Regions from separate parts of the Homo sapiens genome. Here region 2 is linked to region 1. A link is a loop called in an ENCODE intact Hi-C map of the cell type or tissue named here. Cell type or tissue: natural killer cell. All regions are shown on one strand.

Region 1 (8,000 bases):
ATTTAAATTTGAAATGTTATAAGCTATCATAGTGTAGCTGTTGAATAGAAAGCTGAATATACATGTGTTGGAGTTCAAGAGACAGTCAGTCTGCAGAAAAAAATCAGGAATCACAGCATTTAGATAGTGTTTAAAGGTATAGGATTAGGTGAGATCGACACTGATAGTGAAAATAGGCTGTTGTTATGAGGTCATCTTGAGTCACTTTTGGTAATTTGTATGCATATTAGTCCATTCTCACACTGCTATAAAGACATACCTTAGACTGGGTAATTTATATAAAGAAAAAGATGTTTAATTGGCTCACTGTTCTGCAGGTCTGTACAGGCTTCTGTTTCTTGGGAGGCCTCAGGAAACTTACAATCATGGAAGAGGCAAAGGGGAAGCAGGCGCATATTCACATGGCTGGCAGGAAGGAGAGAGCAATGGGGGAAGTGCTACACACTTTCAAACAAGCAGATCTTGTGAGAACTGTATCACGAGGCGGCACTAAGGGGATGGCGCTAAACCATTAGAAGCCACCCTCATGATCCCACCAGGCCCCACCTCCAACAATCAGGATTACAATTCAACATGAGATTTGGGTGGGGACACAGAGCCAAACCATATCAGTATGTGTCCCTTTCATATGGGTTATCTAATTTATAGGTGCACAATTATTCATAGTATTCTGTTATAATCCTTTTTACTTCTGTAAAGCAGTAGTAATGTATCCATTTTCGTTACTGATTTTAGTTATTTGCATCTTTTCCTTTTTATTTTCTTAGTCTAGCTAAAGGTTTGTCAATTTTGTTGCTCTTTTCAAATAATCAGTTTTTTGTTGTGTTGATTCTCTCTATTGTGTTTCTAGTCTCTATTTCATTTGTCTCTGCTCTATATTTATTATTTCATTCCTTCTGTGAGCTTTGGGTTTGGTTTGCTCTGATTTTTCTAGTTATTTAATATATTACAGTTAAGTTGCTGAGCTCTCTCTGAGTGCTGTTTTTGCTGTATCCCCTACATTTTAGTATGTTGTGTTGATGTTTTCATCCATCTCTAAGTATTTTCTATTCCTCATACTTTGGAGGTATCTATTGGTTAAGAGTGTGTTGTTTAGTTTACACATATTTATAAACTTTTCAGTTTTCCTTCTGCTATTGATTTTTAGTTTTATTCCATTGTGGTCAAAGAAGATATTTTGTATGATTTCAAGCTTTTTAACTTATTGAGTTGCTTTATTACCTAACATGTTCTATTCTGGAGCGCAGTCAAGTGCACTTGAAAAGAATGTGTATTCTTCTGTTGTTGGGTAGAGTGTTCTGTAGATGTATGTTAAGTCTAGTTAGATCTTTAGTGTTGCTGAAGTCCTCTATTTAATTATAGTTTTCTATTCATTATTTAAAGTAAGTATTCGAAGTCTCCAGCTATTATTATGGAAATATTTTGCTTTTTAATTCTGTTAATGTCTGCTTCATTTAATTTAGGGTTCTCTTGATTAATGTGCATATGTTTATAATTGTTATATCTTCTTGATTAATTGACCCCTTTATCAATGCACAATGACTTTCTTTGTCCCTTGTAATGATTTTTGACTTAAAGACTATTTTTTTCTGATATTAGTGTAGCCATCCTAGCTTTGTTTTGGTTATTATTTGCATAGAATATCTTTCTCTATCTTCCCATGTTCAACTCACTTGTGTCTTTTGATCTAAAGTGAGTTTTCCATATACAGCCTTCAGTTGGATTGTTTTCTTAATTCATTCTGCCAATCTCTGCCTTTTGATTGGAGAGTTTAATAAATTTACATTTAAAGTTATTACTGATAAGAAAGGACTTATTTCAGCCATTTTACCATTTTTTCTGCATGTTTTACACTGCATGTTTTTACATGTTTCTACATGTTTCTTCTGTTTAGTTTATTTTTTGGAGTGTACCTCTTTGATTCCTTTCTCATTTTTTTCTGTAATATATATTATATATATTAATTTCTGTAATATATATTCTGTTATATATTATATATATTACAGAAAAGTAAGATATATATTATATATTACAGAAAAGTAAGATATATATTATATATCTATTACTTTTGCATCAACTGGTGCTATTCCACTTCTGGAACTAGAAGTCCCATATAGTTCCAGAAGTGGAATAGCACCAGTTGGTGCAAGCTCATAGTAACAGCCATGGGTTTGAGCAGGCACTGCATGATACAGATGGGAACCTGTGGGGTCTAGGAAGTTGGGCTGCTGCGAGGCAGTGAGGAGGATAACATTCATTCCTGACTGTTCCTGCCTCACCCCACCCAGTCCTTCCCCACTGGGTGCTCATGACCCCACAAAAGAAGGTAGATTACAAAAAGGGACATTTTTCAGGCTTTGAGTCTCAAAGCCTAAGAAGGCCCTTAGATTCTGCCTGCCACCATCAGGTGGAGCTTCACAGGGGAGGGACTCACTGAAAGATAATCCTTGACAGACGAATAGGATTTCATGGACAAGAAAAACATGGTGGATAAGAATAAGGATTCCACCACCTCTCCTTACTTCACCACCAGCCTCCCATCAATCAGGACCCCATTACCAAGGCTAACAGGAAAAAGAGGAGTTGGGGGGAACAACGAGAGAGTAGATTTGAGCAGATCCCAAAGAGGGGGTCCTGCAAGTTGCTCGCAGGCTGAGACTGAGGGAAACATAAGAATACAGGTAAGTGTGTTGGGTCTCTGAGCAGAGGCAAGCTAAGCCTGTATCCAGGTAAGACTCTGGAGATGTAGCAGGGGTGTTCTCAAGAGAAATGATCACATCAGGCTGGGCATCGTGGCTCATGCCTGTAATCCCAGCACTTTGGGAGGCCGAGGCAGGCAGATCACTTGAGGTTAGGAGTTCGAGACCAGCCTGGCCAACATGGCAAAATGGCGTCACTACTAAAAATACAAAAATTAGCCAGGCATGGTGGTGCGCGCCTGTAGTTCTAGTTACTCGGGAGGCTGAGGTATGAGAATTGCTTGAACTCGGGAGGCAGAAGTTGCAGTGAGCCAAGATTGCACCACTGCACTCAAGCCTGGGTGACAGAGTGAGACCCTGTCAAAAAAAAAAAGAAAGGAAAGAAGGAAGGAAGGAAAGAAAAAAAAGAGAGAAAGAAAGAGAGAGGGAAAGAGGGAGAGAGGGAGGGAGGGAGGGAGGGAGGAAGGAAGGAAGGGTTGCATTGGACGTCTAAGCAGAGGGAATCTTAGGCAATCTCTCAACAGAAGAATTCCTGAGAGCCAAAATCAGCCCAGAAGGGGCAGGAAGGTAGCCAGCCAGACCCTAAGAGGTCATGAGGTCACACAACAGGGATGAAGGATGCCACCCTCCCCACTCCATGACATGCACAGACAAATGATACCAAGAAGCAGAAGCCCTCTCTTCTCCAAATTCCAGCCTCAGCTATAAGGGAAGAGAGAAGGTCCTGTGTTGGCCAAGATTAGGATTCTTGCACTTCATCAGAGTGGGGGTTGGAATTAGAATAAAAAGGATTTCTATTTCCTGCATGCCTGAGTAGTGGCTACAATTTCTGCTCATTGCTGTAGAATGCAAGACAGGTAGTAGAGGCAGATGTGAGAGGGTGGAGACAGGATGTGCACTGGAGAGAAAGACATGGCGGGGCAGACAGCACCAGTCTTCCAGACTCCGCGACCAGTGCCTCCCCAGAGTTATGCACCTCTCAAGGTTCCCACAGCCTGTTGGGGTGGGGTGAGGCAGGTAGGGATGCTCCGAGCATCTGTCAGGCTGGCATCTGGTCTCAGCTCTGAGTTGCAGAACGAGAGAGCTGCTGCCAAGACCCCCTTTTTGTTTCTTTTTTCACCTTTCCTTGACTCAACAGCAAATGAATGGATCAATGCAGTGAAATAACCAGGAAGTGACCACTCCTGGCTCATCTATCCGTTCATTCAAGGAACTGTGTCCCAGGCAGCAGTGTAGGGAGGTGCTGATTCTGCCTGGCACCACCAGGGGGAGCTTCACAGAGGAGGGATTCATTGAAAGGGGAACCTTGAAAGGTGAACAGGATTTCATGGACGAGACAGAGTAGGGTGAGTGGCTCTACATCCAGACACATGAGGAAAGGCTGTTGGGTCTGGAATCTGGACAGAAGGGCCATGGCCCATTTTCCTCTGTGTTCCCATCACCCAGTAGAGAAATCGACGGAAGGAGGACAGATGGTCAGACAGATAAATGGGTAAAGGAGTCAGTGGAGGGATGGCTGCACTATGGCTATTTCAAGCAAGGTGGAAAAGACTCAAGAAACACAAGAAGCAAGTTAAAGTCTCTAATACAGTCAGCCTAGGTGCCAACTCAACCTCATTTCAAGCTTGCCCCTCTGTGTGCAATGCCCCGCTCCATGGCTCAGTGTGATGAGCTCCAGCTGAGGCCGAGAGCCAGCGTGGTGTGGTGGACGCACAGGCCTCAGCTCAGCCCAGCCTCCCCTCCACCCCTTGCATCATCACACCCAGCCCTGCTCAACTCCGCATGGGTCTTGAACCGGCAGACTCCTTTCATATGGGCTGTCCCTCCTCCTGGAAAATCACTACCCTCTCCATGTCCACTGAACTCTGATTTACTCTTAGATCCATTTGGGGACCCAAAAGGGAGTCTACACTATATTGTATGGGTGACCCTCCCTACCACTGCCCAGCTGTTAGGGGATTGCTTCTCTGCCTTTGTAGCTGTTCTCTACTCTCCCCTCGAGAACATGCGGGGTTATTCTACTTTTCTGGGGATATTCGGCTTAGCCATAGTTCCTTGGGAAACCTTCCCTGATTCTCCCACACTGGAGGAGTTGCTACTTCCTGGGTGCTCAAAGAACAACCTGCATTTCCCACATTCAAGTGTCTATCCCACCACACCCAAGTCACATCACTCTGAGTGGCATGGCCAGGATCTGGACAGCAGCCGGTCTGAGATGAGGGCCCAGGCACTCAGCGAGTGACAGTGCTCTCTGCCTTATCTCCAAGGACCAACAGGGAGCAGGGGGCTGTATTGTCAGCTGCCCCACAGTCATCCTGCACACAAGCAACCTCTAGCCCAGTGGCTTACAGCAGGCTACAGTAAGCTGAGATCACGCCACTGTACTCCAGGCTGGGCAACAGAGTGAGACTCCATATCAAAAAAAAAAAGAAGAAAAAATAAATAATCAGTACAAAATACAATAGGTAAATAATCACAGATAAAATTTTTAATTGACTAAACCATGGATAAAGTAATAGTTCATAAAGAAAACTTGCAGAGGCAGGAGTTACATTGGCAAAATTTGACAAGAAGTTTTAAGGCCCAATGGATAAATCAAATCTTCATTGAGAGACCTATAAGAAAGGTAATTTATCCCAGTGAAGATACTTTCAGTGAAATAAAAATTAAAATGAACAACCAGATGAATGAACGAAATTGAGGCAAACCCGAGAAAGAGCACATCATTCTCAGGAGTGACCAGATGGTGGCAGCAAACACCAGTGATGGAATCAGCCCAGCCAAGGTTCTGGAAGTGTGGTCTTCCCACTAGTACCGGAAAGTGTAGAATCATCCCAGGCAAGGACAAACAACACGCTGCTGCGAACGTGTTAGAAAGGCAAATCCCTAACCCACTGAATCAGTAACTGCTAGGAATGAGGCCCAGCAATCTGCATTTTGAGAAGCTCTCCAGGTGATTCTGGTGCACACTCAGGTTTACCCCAAGAGCAGTTAAACCCTGCAGCCAAGCACAGGGCTATTTTCTCCAACATTAGCAGGTGCTACTCGAGGAGTCGATTATGTGTTTATTTTACCAAACAGTTTCTGCCTAGCCACTAAACTGCTTTTTTTGAAAGAAACAAAATGCAGGCAGCTCTCTGTGAGACTCAGGTGCCTGCTGCAGTCAACCTTGAGTCCAGTCTGAAACAGGGACGGGGGTGGTCTGAGCCCTGTGTCTGCAAGAATAGCCCTGAGGCTGGCCACCCTTGCCCCAGCTGTCCTGCTGGCCTGAGCACTGTGGCCGCCGTCTCCACCTGTCTCCTCCTTTCCTGCCTCTTGCTTCTCACACTGATTCCCTGGAGCTGCTGGTTTTCTGTTGGTCTTGTGTCTCCTCTTGGGAAGAGACCCTATAATCTACCCTGGGGAATGGGGTTTGCATTTCTGGCTGTTGGCTCCTCCCAGCCCCGGAACTGGAGGTCAAACGTTATGCACCACAGAGCTCTCTTTCCATGGGTCCCCAGCTGATAAATTAGAGGAAAAACCCAAACCGGGCCCTCCTACTCCACCAGCTCTGTCCTCGTTCCTCCCACAAAAGGCCGAGTGATACCCTCAGTCACACCCCATGAGGGTGTTCCACCTGGGGTGCCTGGAGGGAGGTGAAGAGATGATGACATGACCCCCAAAGCCTTAGAACAGAAGTCTGGATACAGCAGCTGACAGAGCATGGTCTGTGGAGGAGAACAGATCTGGCCCAGTCTCAGTCCATCACTTCCTGCAGGGTTCATCCAAGTCACCAAACGTCACCGAGACTCCATTGCTATTGAGGCCTCAGTTTGCAAATCTTTGAAATGAAGCCAAACCTACATTTCTCACAGTTCACTAAACGAGCAAGCATGTAAATGCCCAGCACAGCGAGTCACACATGGTAGGGCCCCCGTACATGGACATCCTTCCCTTCCCTCAGGAAGCAGTGAGTTTCCTGTGCCTCGCAGTTTAGGAGCAGAAAGGGCCTCCCATTTTGTCAGAAACATTGTGGAGCATAGATTACAAACTCAAATGGCTATAGGATGCAGGAGAATCACAGAAACCAGTGCAGTAGCTGGATGGGGCCCGTGAGAAACGGGAGGGTGTGTGCTGGGTCTAAAGGGATCAGCGGGGCAGTTACCGGGCTAGTATGGGGCCTAGAGTCACCAGACTTTCTTGTTTTTCAAGAGAAGCTGGAAACATGTATGTGGGTGTGAAGCCCTGGCTACAGCCCGCCACTTCTGTTCTACTCAACTGTAGCAGAGGGGACCCAGGCCCAGGTCCCTCCTGCTGTGGCCTGTTGCAGCTGGCACCTGCGAGTCTCCTGGGCTTTGCAGCTTGACTCCAGCACCACTTACAAGAGATCTAGGAGCCTCTTCTCCATCTGTAAAAGGGAGCTACTCATCGTATTGACTTCACCAGTGCAATGGCAGTTGTGAAAGGGTTTTGAGACTGCATCCATAGTGGGGTGTTCCTGTCAACCAGGGAGAGCAAAGCACATCTAATAAGGACTCCCAGGGAGGCACCATTAGAGCCCAACACAGTCAGGTTTGTTACCTTGGTGCAATGAGAGAGACTGCACAGTGCACACCCGGGAGCATGGGGCATCCCCCAAGAGGAGTAACAGGCGACTACAGGATGGGGGAAGGGTGGAGCACAGGGACAGATTTACATAAAACAGGGCTGTAGGGAAGGGCTCTGCTGAGAGATGGACCTTGGCTCCTGTGCCCCTGGAAGCTACAAAGTTAAGATCAATGTGGCAGATTGTGTCTGAGGTCCCTTACCTGGAGTTCTGCAGCCGGGTTGGAAATGGAGGCTGTTTCTCTGAGCCACAGTGAGCCCCTGACTTGGGTCCTCCAGAGACTACTGGGAGGTCCCATTCTCACTTAGGATTCCAAGCAGCCCAGTGTCTGGCTGTCTAAGATTTCAGAGAAAAAGGTTTCTCAGCACCTCATCTTCTGTGGTTCTACAGATGTGGGGTCCTAACAACAGTAGGTGCCCCTCCAGCGCCGTCCAGGTTCCCCTCTCAAAGTTGCATGCAGCCAGCCCAGCCCACTCCCTCCTGCTCCTGCTGCTGTGGGCAGCCACCCATCTCTATTCCCCACTTCCTCAAATGTGCCCTCCACCTCTGTGCTTTCCTGGATCCTGGATCTCCTTTTCTGTGTTTCTTTGTTTTGTTGTGTTGCTTTTTGTTTTTCAGAGACAGGGTCTGTCTCTGGAGTGCAGTGGCTGGAGTGCAATGGCACGATCCTAGCACACCACAGCCTCAACCTCCTGACCTCAAGTGATCTGCCCACC
Region 2 (8,000 bases), 630 kb after region 1:
TATTGGGCTGAAGATATTCTAAGAGTCATCCCCTCGCAGTTATTTGCAAGGTGTTTACATTTAGGAATATTCTTCTATTAGGTTTGTGTGTGTGGTTTTGTCTCTTTCTCTTAGAACTCAAGTATCAGGAAATTCTAATCAACTAGTGTTTTCCAGTTACATGGATTTTGCTTTTTTGGAGTTTCTTTAGTTTGGAAGAAAATGTGGTGGTAGCATTTTGGCTTCCCAACCAAAACATTTCCATCTGATACCATCACACTGAGGTCAGCCAGCTTCAGCCAACACTGAATATTTCCATTACAATCAAAGAAAAACCATAGAACTATTCTGCTGACATTATTTAGCTCTTATTAGACAAAGGACTTTATGTACAAGATCTCATTTTATTCTCACAGGGAACCCTTTGAGTCAAGTACTATCATTATCTTCATTCTGCAACTAAGAAAACTAAGTCCCAGAGTGGTAACGTTACCTGACCTAGGTCACACAATGGTAAGTCAAGAAGCAGAGCAATGAATTCAGGTTGTATGTGTGTGTGTGTGTGTGTGTGTGTGTGTATAGATAGATAGATGATAGATAGATAGATAGATGGATGGATAGATAGATAGATAGATAGATAGATAGATAGATACAGATAGAGATAGAGATATATGCTCTTATCCACTGTGGAATCCTGGTTCTGTCCCTTCTCTTCATTCACTTGCTCATTCACTACACATTTGGTTAACTTTGACTCTGTGCCAGCCACCAGGAACATAAAGATAAATGAGGTATCATCTTGGCCTTGAGACATGCTTCACAAAAGAAGTGACACTTGAGCTAGGTCTTAAAAGATGAGGAAGAGCTACGCAAAGGAATCACTAGATAACGAGTACTCCTAGCAGAGGAAATAACATCTGCAAAGGCATGGAGATATGAAGGAGGGCCCTGTGTTCAGAGAATGGATAGTCAGGGCGGCCAGAGCAGAATGGATATGGACAAGGAAAGATGGCAGCTGTATCATTCATTCAATCAGAGTGAATTTATTGGGAATCATGTTGATTGGCATTGTGTGAAGGATCGTAAAGAGGAATCAGATGCATTTCCTACCATCAAGGACCTTGCACAATTGGCCACAATGGTAACTATGGAGAAAGCATGTACTAAGAATTTCACTCTACTAGTTAGATATAGACTTGATTTCTTCTTCTTTTGAAAAAGTGTCTCACTCTGTTGCCCAGGCTGGAGTGCAGTGGTGCAATCATGGCTCACTTCAGCCTTGACCTCCTAGACTCAAGTGGTCCTCCTACTTCAGCCGCCCAAGTAGCTGGCACTACAGATGTGCACCACCATGCCAAGTTAATTCTTTTTATTTTTTGTAGAGATGGGGTCTCACTATGTTGCCCAGGCTGATCTCCAACTCCAGAGCTCAAGCGATCCTCCTGCCTCACCTTCCTAAAGTACTGCTTTTACAGGCATGAGCCACCACACCTGGCTTGATTTCTTCTTTATTCCATTTATTTTAAGCCTCAGAAAATAAACTGAACTTTTTCTCTAGAAAATTAAAATAAAATAAGTGTTCAGAAAAAAGTTATTTAAATTGAAGGAAAGGAAGATGTCATATTTTTCCTCCATTGTCCTTTGAAATGTGCACTATTAAAATAGCAAACTTGTCACAGCAACCAAAGTACTATAGTTATGGATGAATATTTATAAAGATATGCAGAAAGGTGATCATTTTAATTTTAAAACGCAGTACTTATATTTTATTTTATCTGGCCAAAAAATATTTTTCCAAGCAAAGTTCAAAAGAAAGGAAGAAAGCTTTAGTTTCAGAAGTTAAGAATTCAGACATAAAAGGATGAATACATCTCTAATAATAAGCATTTTTAAATAATGCTTATGTCACAGCTAAATGTAAAATAGGAAGCAAGGTGCTACGTGAATCAGCATGATGTAATTAAAAATACAGCAGAAAGTCAAGAGATTGGGGACCTTATCCTAGTTTGTAGCAAAATTAGTCAAAATTTCTGGACTAAAATTTAAAAATTATTGAGACTGAAAAATAATAGATTTCAACTATTATAGAATCAGTAAACAACATATTAATATAAAACACTACAATTTTTTTTTCCTTCTGTGTAAAGGAGGCATTTGGAGAAAAAGATCTCTAGTGATTCAGACATTGCATGTGCCCTACTCTGAAACAAAGGTAAAAGCAGATTCCATGCACTCAGACCTGGGCCTCCATGTCCAGTGTGCAAGCTGTGCCCTGTACAAAGAACACTGGCAAAGGGGGTAAGTAGGTGGTTAAATCCAGCCTCTGTGCAGCTCACTGAGCCTGGCACTTCAGCCAGCCCAGAAAAGAGGATGCGTTTGTGTAACTTAGACAAAGGTTCTACGTGCTAGCATGGCCCTCCCCGACCTAAACGCCCACAAATAGGGAAATAGAATACTGTGTATCCATTCAAAGGTACGTTCATGAAGATTCATAGCAACATGGGAGCTCTTTAGGAAATAAAATATAGGAGGCTGTAATGGGTTGAATAGTGTCACTCAAAAATGCATGCTCATCTGGAACCTCAGAATGTGACTTACTTGCAAATATGGGTTTTATAGATGTAATCAAGGTAAAGATTAAGTGATATTATACTGACCGCATGTAGGCTCTAAATCCAATGACTAGCATCGTTACAAGAGGAAAGGAACAGAGAGAAACCCAGAGACATAGAGAACAAGGTGATATGAAGATGGGGGCACAGATTGGAGGGATGTGTCTACAAGCCAATGAAGCCAAGGATTGATGGCAACCACTAGAAGCTAAAAGAGATGCATGGAACAGATTCCCCCCTTAGAGCCTCCAGAAGGAACCAACCCTGCTAATGCCTTGAATTTGGACTTCTGGCCTCCTGACCTGTGAGAGAATAAATTTCTGTTGTTTTAAGCCACCTAGTCTTTGATAATGTGTGGCTTCCCTAGGAAACTAATACAGAGGCTAATATTGTGTTACAGTAGCTGAAAATACCAGCTCTGGGGTCAGACATGAGTTACTTAATTTATTTGAACCTCAGTGTTCATACCTGTAACATAATGATAATAGTAGTACCTGCATTTGACAATTAAAATAACTAATACATGTGAGGTGCTTAGCACAAAGACTGGCTGATACCAAGAATGGAATAAATGTTCACTACAAGAATATTGGTGATGCTATACTGATACTACTGCTGCTGCAGCTGCAGATGATGATAATGATGATAAAGGAAAGAGATACAAAGCTCTGAGCATAAATAAATATATATATATACAAATATATATATGATTTGTAAGATTAATACAATGTTAAATATATGGGGGCGGTGTTCAACATTCGCAACACATGTATATTCAACCCACATGGTATGGGCATGAAATGATTCAGTGAGGATAGCCTGCCCTCTTGTGACAGAGACGTGAGTGCTCACAAAATGCCCATGTGCTCTTCTATTTCCCAGTCTCATTTGCAAGGTGGGGCGTGTGAATACCTCTGACTAATAACATGTGTGCAGAAGGACTACCCAATCTTCACTAGACTTTCCATGAGTGGAAAATAAGTCTTCAATGTGTTAAGCCACTGGAATTTCACATTCTATCTTGTGTGGCACTTGCCATTAATTACCTTCACACCCTCGTTTTCACTCCCTCAAAATCATCCTCACCCCAACCCACTGCAAACTGTTTGGAGAAGAAGAGGAAAGGGTGTTTCATTGTCTTATACTGGAAGGATTATTGGGCCCAGACTTTTACCTAAAAGGCAAGCTAAATTTTAAACCAGCAGAAGAAAAGAATACACACCGGACTGCTCAGATTTTAAAAAGATAATGAGCTCTAGCCAGAAGAGCCCTCCTAAAGTTACAGGCACACCTGGGACAAGCATCCTGCAGAATATTTCTACCAACTCCACCCCAGAGAAGTGATGTACGTTCTCAAGGAATCCTTTTGTTATCTTCAAAAATCCTGAATGAAAAAGACCTTCTAAATAACAATATTGGAGAAATATCTCATTAGGGTAAATTCCATTAAGTTACAGCAGTCAAAATCCTTGCACCATGCCTTTAGTCCCAGCACTTTGGGAGGCCAAGGCAGGAGTTTGAAACCAGCCTGGCCAACATGGCAAAACCCCATCTCTACTAAAAATATAAAAATTAGCCGGGAATGACAGCGCACAGCTGTAATCCCAGCTACTGGGGAGGCTGAGGCAGGAGAATCACTTGAACCCCCAGGAGGCAGAGGTTGCAGTGAGCTGAGATCACGCCACTGTACTCCAGGCTGGGCGACAGGGCGAGACTCTGTCAAACAATAAAAATTAAAAAATTAAAAAATCCTTGCACATTACATGGTAAGTGCAACAAGAAACAGGAAATGGCCAATAGACTATTGTTTTTTTATTTGAGCCAAACCGTGAATTGAAGAAATTCAAAGGAAAACAACAGTGATTTGACTTTTTTAAGCCTGTTACTTGGCAACAATTGTAAAGCATGGTCATACTAAGATTGGCAAGAGTATGACAAACAACATTCTGCTCAAGTTTGAGTAATGGGAGAGTAAACCAACAAAGGGGTGTTGGGCAATTTATAGGAAAAGCTTTAAAATATAAACATTCTCTTTGGCTCAGGAATCCCATTCTAGGAATTTAGCTTAAGGAAATCATTGGCAAATATGTATCTGTTCAAGAATGCTTATCATAGGCCGGATGTGGTGGCTCACAATTGTAATCTCAATACTTTGGGAGGCCGAGGCGGGCAGATCACCTGAGGTCAGGAGTTTGAGACTAGCCTGGCCAACATGGTGAAACCCCGTCTCTACTAAAAAACTACAAAAATTAGCCGGGTGTGGTAGTGCGCACCTGTAATCCCAGCTACTCAGGAGGCTGAGGCAAGAGAATCGCTTGAACCCAGGAGGTGGAGGTTGCAGTGAGCCAAGATTGCACCACTGCACTCCAGCCTGGGCAACAGAGCAAGACTCCATCTAAAAAAAAAAAAATGTTTATCACGATGTATTTTATGATGGAAAACACTGTAAACAATCTAAATAACAAATGATTGCTGATTAGTTGAGTACATTATGATACATAGAATGGAATACTACATGGCAATTTTTAAATGGTGATTTAAAAAATACTAACTGGCATTGAAAGATATTCATAAGGTATTGCTAAATTAAAAATAGAGTTAACAAACTGTAAATATAATAAAATCCCACTTTTTAAGAAAAATATTATAAATGTGCTTAGAAAAAGTCTGAAAGACTATGTAACAAACTTTTAATAGAAGCTGGCTCTGAGTGTCAGGATCTCCACACGATTTTTTGACTTTTTAATTTTTTTCTTACTGTGGAAATTTTAGAAAATATATAAAAGAAAAGAAGATTTTAAAAATTACTTGATACAACACCAAGAATGAACCCTAAGGTAAACTATGGGTGATGATGATGTGTCAATGTAGGTTCATCAGTTATAAGGAATGTACTACTCTGGTTGGGGATATTGATAGTGAGGGAGGCTGTGCATGTATTGGAAGAAGGTGCATATAGGAAATCTCTGTACTTCCTGCTCAATTTTGCTGTAAACCTGAAACTGCTTTTAAAAATATAGTTTATTAATTAAATAATAATAAAGTCTATTGAAAAAAAAACTATGCCCAGCACTGGCACGGTATCATTTCTGCATTGTTCTATTGTTCAAAGCAGTCACAGGACCAGCCAAAGTTCAAGAACTAGGAAAATAATCTCCACCTTTTAATGGAGAGTGGCAAGGTCACTTTGGATAAAACATGGAATAAGAGCAATTGTTGTGTTGTTGCAGCCATTTTTATAAACTACAATCTGCCATTTAAATATATATTTTAAAAATAGCTATCAATCCAAAAAAAGTAAGAGATGAGAAAGGAGGAAAAAGAAGCACTGAAAAGGTGAGACAAATAGCACAAAGTGAGGAGATACAGAAAAGTTCAGATATAATAATCACAATTCCTGAAAATACACTAAATTCACTTAAAAAACAATGATTGTCAGAGTACAAAAGAAATAACTAAAGCTATATGATATTCATAAGAGACACCCTTAAAATGTAAGAATAAAGAACGGTTCAAAGAAAATGATAGAAAAATATACATGGCAAATTCTGGGTTAGCCACATTAACAGACTATGTAGACTTTAAGACAAAAAAAACACATTATTAGATAAGAAGAGGATCACTGCAAAAACAAACAGATACTTGTTTTTGCAGTGATGGAGATAACATTGTTAATATTTTTATAGTATTTTAAAGCTTCTAGTGCACAGTGAGTGAAACCAAGTGAGCATTCACGTTTACAGAATGAGCTTTTAGTCATGTGTATTTCTTATTATATGTTCCACATAGAAAAATGAACAGAAGCAAATGCACCTGAATATTAACCATGATTGATTCGAGGTAGTATAATTTTAATTTAATTTTTCCTTCCTTTCTACTTTCTTTATTTTTCAAGTTTTCTATGGTAAGCACACACTATTTTTATACTGAAAAAAAACTTAGAAAAAAAAAATAATCTCCCAGATTTTTTTCAGGTTAAGTAAGAACTTTCCAGAAATCTAACAATCAAGTTGTCCAATATCTCCAGCCAACTATTTTTTTATGGCTTTGGTTTCTAAACTTGGGACAATTTAAACTACACTAGGCTGATCAATCTTTGTTATCAGTCAACAGTCACCATCTTGGTCATCTAAAAGCCCTTTTAGGCACCTTCACCTACGGGGCAGGGGAGAGGGGTGAACCTGACCCAGGATGAAAGCTCACTTCACAACCATGACCAAGCTCCACTGAAGAAGAATACAGGCAAACAGAAAGTAAAGTTAGAGCAGGAAGACAGCATCAAGCTTCACAACATGGAGCGGAACAAGAAAAAGAGGTTCAGTGAAAGATATAGAAAAAGAAAGCAGGGGCCAAGCACAGTGGCTCAGGCCTGTGATCCCAACACTCTGAAAGGTCAAGGTGGGAGGATCCCTTGAGGCCAGGAGTTCAACACCAGTCTAAGCAACATAGCAAGACCCTGTCTCTATTTATTTTTTAAATAAAAGCAATAAATAAAATAAACAGAAAGGAAGGCTTTATAAATCAGAATTCATGCTAATGATAGAGAAGGCATTTAGGAAGACAAAGACAAGATGAGATGAAAAAAAGAGAACAAGAATGGTTTGGTAGAGGGCAGTCACTAAGGTTTCAGCATTTGCAATTTGAGTGGGGTTAAGTGGACGGAGGGGAGAGTATAGAGTCAGAATACAGAAAACCATAGAGAATAAACAGTCAGACATTACAATTCAAGAAAAATAATTCAATTATTCTGTGTCAATTAAAAACAAAACAGTTTTATGTAAAAAAAGTTTTTAAATAAAGAAGTCATAGTCATAGATGATAGAGAAGATTTATATATATACTGCAACTGAGTTCTGTAAGTCAACACCATTTGAATAAATGAGTGTAATAGCACAAATAGGATTTTTTTAACTTTTTACACAAATGATTCAAATAGCTTACACAAATCACTGCCCCTGTCATCTTAAAAATATGCCTTTAAAGGGCTCCCTTACAAGACCACTGACTATAAGAATAAAAGGGTTTGCAATACATAAATAGAAGGCAGTGGAGAGGAGAGGAGAAGAGAAAAGAGGGGAGGAAGAAGAGGAGGAGGAGGAGAAGCGGGATGAGGAGCAAGGAGGAGGAAGAAGAAAAGAAGAGGAAGGAGAAGGAGAAGGAAGGAGAAGAGGAGTCCATGTGACTGCTGCAAATTCAAGGAAGAAAACTTGGCGGAAGAAAAGAGGAAGGCAAAGAGAAGAAAAGCAAGACAAAGCCTTTTCAGTTGCAGCATCCTTGAAGAAATAAGTCGGCCTCCTCACCTGTCTCAGAGCTGCCTTCGTAAGTGTAGCTATGTGAGTAGTAGCTCTTCCACTGACCACAACTACCACTCAGATTATCTGCACTTGTGACTTTCTTTTTGATGTAGAC

What was found. A loop is a pair of places that touch in the nucleus more often than their neighbours do. Peaks named below come from ENCODE experiments on the same cell type or tissue, not always from the same donor. Only the 100,000 strongest peaks of a DNase experiment are listed, where the experiment ranks them.
Region 2: a loop joins it to region 1, with 10 times the contacts of the local background. A loop is called at or near these places in 53 of 110 quality-filtered maps.

What each region holds. Positions count from the first base shown.
Region 1 is chr10:49,589,269-49,597,268 of GRCh38, forward strand. No RefSeq gene overlaps it. Among named protein-coding and RNA genes, the nearest start is that of SLC18A3, 17 kb to the right of the region's middle. RefSeq lists enhancers at 3,857-4,358, 4,359-4,858, 5,467-5,968, 5,969-6,468. In natural killer cell, CTCF peaks have their summits at 3,989 (motif pointing right) and 5,452 (motif pointing right); DNase peaks (open chromatin) are centred at 3,963 and 5,443; H3K27me3 peaks cover 285 bases.
Region 2 is chr10:50,221,104-50,229,103 of GRCh38, forward strand. All of the region lies in intron 7 of ASAH2 (N-acylsphingosine amidohydrolase 2), which reads right to left. Among named protein-coding and RNA genes, the nearest start is that of ASAH2, 26 kb to the right of the region's middle. RefSeq lists a silencer at 3,333-3,512. In natural killer cell, no CTCF peak of the experiment used is centred here; a DNase peak (open chromatin) is centred at 3,418; H3K27me3 peaks cover 284 bases.